Linked DNA regions of Homo sapiens: region 1 is linked to region 2. A link is an interaction called in ENCODE POLR2A ChIA-PET data of the cell type or tissue named here. Cell type or tissue: PC-3. All regions are shown on one strand. Region 1 has its middle 130 kb from the start of TFCP2L1. Region 2 overlaps CLASP1 (cytoplasmic linker associated protein 1).

What was found. Peaks named below come from ENCODE experiments on the same cell type or tissue, not always from the same donor. Only the 100,000 strongest peaks of a DNase experiment are listed, where the experiment ranks them.
Region 1: POLR2A ChIA-PET joins it to region 2 with 6 read pairs; 2 of 35 experiments call an interaction of 5 or more read pairs at or near these places.

The regions. Positions count from the first base shown.
Region 1 is chr2:121,157,558-121,160,057 of GRCh38, reverse strand. No RefSeq gene overlaps it. Among named protein-coding and RNA genes, the nearest start is that of TFCP2L1, 130 kb to the left of the region's middle. In PC-3, no CTCF peak of the experiment used is centred here; no DNase peak of the experiment used is centred here; H3K27ac peaks cover 266 bases.
Region 2 is chr2:121,362,543-121,365,042 of GRCh38, reverse strand. CLASP1 (cytoplasmic linker associated protein 1) reads left to right here. Exons shown (of 41, transcript NM_001395891.1): 38 at 1,743-1,871. Among named protein-coding and RNA genes, the nearest start is that of TFCP2L1, 79 kb to the right of the region's middle. In PC-3, no CTCF peak of the experiment used is centred here; DNase peaks (open chromatin) are centred at 852 and 1,202; H3K4me3 peaks cover 337 bases; H3K27ac peaks cover 2,500 bases.

The DNA of each region.
Region 1 (2,500 bases), 200 kb after region 2:
CTCCATGGAGTTAACATGCAAGGTGAACTCCAGCGCCCCCAACTAAAGAAATATAACCATTCATACACACATATACACACTTCTCATGATGTCTGCAATATTTACACTGGAGACCTTTTATTTACCCTGGAATTCTTTAACTGTGATGATAATGCCTGACAGAATGAATGGAAATTACGTGCCAGAAACTTCACATACTTGTTTCTGTTCCTTACAACAATCCCATGAATTAGTTTCTGTCATTCTCATTTTATAGAGGAAGTAACAGATATTTAGAAAGTTTAGGGAATGTGGCCAAAGTTACATTAGCTATTGAGTGCTTCAATGGGGTTTACACCCAAGACAGACTGAAATCAAACCGAACCCTCTCCTCCCTACCCTGAGCCATGCTGAGACAAGCAGTGGAGCACTGAGGGGTTCGAGCAGACCCTGAGGACCTGCTCTGTGGACTGCCCAGCTGGGCCAGCCAGAGGCCAGAAGATAAGCTGGGAGACACTTGTCCACAGCCACGTCCGCTTCTCTGCACTGGCTGGTCCAAAGGCCCCTGCCTATGAAAAGCCAGCTAGGCCAAGGGTTCGTCTGAGGATGCCAATGCAGGCCTTTCCATTGGCCTATTTTCTTCAAGACTTAATGAAGCCTTCAGAGGTTTCTGCACACCCTACGGCTTAGAGCAGGCCAATGACTTTTGGATTTTCACAGTGCCTTGGCCAGTGAATTCTGAAGCAAAACCAAATGCATGTCATGGAGCTCCCACCCATGTGGTTCTGGGATTTTTCTCCCAGGAAACTTGGAGGCTCTGAAAGGCTGAGGTGTTTGGGGACTGGTACCATTTTTTCTTCTTAAAAACAAACTGTAGTCATATCTTCCTGTCTCTGCCTCCCAACGTCAACTCCTCTGAGGAATGATGAGGCAAGGGAATGTGTCAAGGTGGAGAGTGACAAAGGGGCATGGAAAGTATTTAATGATGCAGAAAGGCTGGGACTCAGCAAGCAAGATGTTGTGTGGCACATGGAATATATTCCCAGCTAGCTGCTTCTTCCTAGGGCTCCCACCAAGCACAGCTAGAAATTCTGGGCATTATACACAAAACAACCTGAGAAGACCCTGGAGGGGGAAGAAGAAAGCAGCCTGGCTAAGGACCTCAGAGGCGAATGTCCCAGGATTGTTTGTTTGCCTAATATACCCTGGATGATGTTGGCATTGCCAGCAACCCAAAAAGCCAGGAAGCACAGACCAAAGAGAGCCCCAACAAAAGCCTGTTCTCTCTAGCCAAAGGACCAGAAGAGAGGCAGCCTAGTGGAGAGAAAACTTTTAGAAGATAATCACCTGACTCCAGTCAAACACACACAAAAAATGTGGCCTCCACCCCCAACATCTTCAGCAAAGGCCAAGTGGGAGCTGAGACTTTCATCCAGGCTAGAAGCCGTCCCCTGCTGGGGTGACAGCAAATGAGGTGAGTGGGGGAGCAGGGACTTTCATTCCTCCGTGGAAGAAGGAGGCCAGAAAATGTAAATAAGAAGTAGGGTCTCATAGCATAATGCCTAAAATGACAAAGGTACAGGGAAACACCACTTTCTATTCCAAAAACCAGGAGACTCTCACCTCAAATAAGAAAAAACGATCAAAACTGAGATGACAGAGATATTGGAATTATCCCACAAGGACTTTAAAGCAGCCATCATGAAAATGCTTCAGTGAGCAATTCTGAACACACTGAAAACAAATGAAAACATAGGAAGTCTTAGCAAAAAAAATAGTGATATAAAGAAGAGCCAAATGGTAATTTTAGAAGTTAAAAATAACTGAAAGACTCATTGAATGGATTCAACAGTAGAATGGAAAGGACAGAGAAAACAATCAGGAAACTTGAAGATAAAGCAACAGAAATCACCCAATCTAAGCAAGAGAGAGAAAGAGACTGAAAAAAAGAACAGAAGCTTGAGGCCTGTAGGGCACAACAAAAGACCTAACATTCATGTCATGAGAGTCTCAGAAGGACAGGACTAAGAATGTGGGGCTGAAAAAATATTCAAAGAAGCAGTGGTTGAAATTCTCCCAAATTTGGCAAAAAGACATAAACCTGCATATTCAAGAAGCTGAGTTAACTCCTAAGAGGAGAAACTCATTCATACCAAGACACATCATGAGCAAACTCTTGAAAACTAAAGGCAAATAACAAATCTTAAAGGCAACAAGAAAGAATCAACACGGGAGTGCTGGCTTCAGGCTCAACTCCCACTGTCCCATTTTCTGGTCTCTTTCTCACTCCATCTGTGGCTGATGTTATGTTTTTTCTCAGTTTGCTGTATCTGCCCAGTGCTCATGATTTACTGGGAAAGACAAGCATGTCCATAATGGACATCTGTCTGCATGGGTTTGAACCCCACTCCTGGTACCAATTTCCTGTATTAATCCATTCTCACACTGCTATAAAGAAATACCAGAGACTGGGTAATTTATAAAGGAAAGAGGTTTAATTGACTCACAGTTCTGCATGGCT
Region 2 (2,500 bases):
GATGTCCTTTTCTTATTGGGCTTAGCTTCAGCTTTACTTTCTGGGTTGTGCTTACTGTTTACATCAAAACATTTATTTGTTCATTTTTCACATATTTTCTGAGCACGTTTAGTAAGGTCATGTTTTTATCAGCAACAAGCTGCTGCTTGGCTTACGTGCATGGTCTGCAACTGGGTTTATAGTAGTTGAGGAAACTTCATTCCTGCATCTAGTTGCTTTAACACAGAATTTCTTAAAACTTTATTAGCATAGAATGTGGTCTTTTAGGATGTACTTTTTTACTTGTGAGTTTCATTTTTGTTTCATATGTAATTGAGAAAAAGTTTCATTTTAAAAGACCTGATTAAATGCTACATTCCATGAAATTCCATCTTGGTCCCCCCCTACATATGTTAAGAGTTCCAATAATTTTAATCAGTCAAGTGGCAGGTTCCAGAAGCATGATTCTGATTTTTGTATTATTAATTTAAAAATAAAAAAAGCTTCATCATGCTGGGACACTTGAATGTGACAAACTAGGCATTTCTGACATGCCTGGTCTGTGATCTGCACATCGCACATAGAGAACTCTTAAAGGGGGGAGTAATCTGGTCAAAGTCCTGCCTTCTCCCACCTGTGGAGCTGGTCCCTTATATGGAAACAGGAATAGATGCTGAGAATTACCAGAATTAAACCTCTACAAGAAAAAGTTTCTCCATCCACATGGAGAAGAGAAATGAGAAGAGAGTGCTGTGGGGAGGGGCTGGAGGAAGGGGATGGGAGGATTGCCAGGAGGTGGCAGGCCATGCCCAGGGCCAGCTAGAGGGGACTTGCATGGCAACTGAGTGACAGGGAGGCTGCTGCATGCCATGCCGTGGTGACTCAGATAGCTTTCTGATGCTTTGGATTAATGGTTTGGTTTAGGGATAAGTAAAAATAGAAGAATGGTAATAAGTAATCTGTTTTACTTTTTTAAAAAAAACTTTTTAAAAATACTTTTAAAAAAAACAAAGTATTGGCTCGTAAGGCAGTTATGCCTTGTTGGCTCTGTTGGGAGATAAAGTGATGTCATGTAGAAGACAGGTAAATGGTGTATTAGTGTGTGAACTGTACAGATGAGTGGCAAAGAATCAGGATGTACTTTCTGGCTCTGTTTGGTGTAAACTACGTTCTCTTTTATTGAGATCAGGAGTCTGTTTGGAATGGCTTTCCTCCAGATGCGTGACTCTGGCCTTAACCAACTCGAGGCCTGTACACACCCAGTGATCTCATCACATGGAAGGTCAGGAATAATGACAGGCCTTCCACTGTCCTTAGGTGGAGTTCACTCTTACAGGCTGTGTTGATGAAACATCCAGGTGCTTTATACACATTCTTTCATACATTTTACAGAAGCATAATTTGTAGCCTGAAGCCTCAGGAAATCTGGAAATCCCCAGAAAACTGATAATGAACTTAGGTATATCATCCTCATTTGGTCTCAAGTGCATGGCTCGTTCAAGTAGCTTTTCTCAGTGCCTGTCAGGCGCTGGGTCCTGGGAATGTCACCCTAAGGCACAGTGCCTGCCTTCATGGAGCTGATGTCTAGAGAGCCAGTGTCAAGTAAAGCTGATTTCAAGTGAACTGTGTGATCTGTTTAGAGGGTTCTGCGAGGTTCCAGGGAACCCAGAACTGGGTGCTTGGCCTTGCCGACCCTGCTGACTGCTGTGTGTGAAAGTGCTGTGTGGTGTTTGGTGATGTCTTCCTTTCCCTTTGTATTCTAGCATTCAATTCGAGCACTGGCGTTAAGAGTTTTGAGGGAAATTCTGAGAAATCAACCAGCAAGATTTAAAAACTACGCCGAGCTGACGATTATGAAGACTCTGGAAGCCCACAAAGACTCCCATAAGGAGGTGAGTCAGTCATGTGGCCAGGGGTGCTGAACAGACGGGTCATGAGGAGCAGTTTGGACATGGAGATAGAGGAATCAGAATCAGTGCACAGCTTAAGAGCCCCTTCCTTGGAACTCAGCCATGTCGTAATACAGAGTGGAGTCCCCATTGCTGTCGTCCTTGCTGAGCAGTGGCATAGTTCCAGGGCCAATGCCATTTGTTCAGTTCCTAGCTCCTGCTCACTGTTTCCAGCAGGCCTGCCCTGCCCCTGGGATGTGTTCCATGTCCGTGCTTCCAGCTGCCTTTGTGGAAGGGAAGGGTCTGCTGCTGCTTTCTGGCATTTAGCCTCTGGTAGTCTGGTGTGGGAGGTGGAGACCAGCTTTGGAATCACAGACATGCAAGTCCCAGAACCAATGCCTTCTTGCTCCAGATAAGTGGACCAGTCATTTCACCTTCTGAGCCTCCGTTTCCTTGTGTGTAAAATAGGAATGGATATTTTCACAAAGTTTCTCATGAGAATTAAATGAGATGACCAGGGATGATTCCAGCCCAGCGCCTGCCAACAGTGGGTAGCAGGCTGCTGTACTGACCTTCCTCCCTCCCAGCCGTTCAGTGTGCTTCTCTCTGCAAGATGAGGCTGAGTGGTGGCA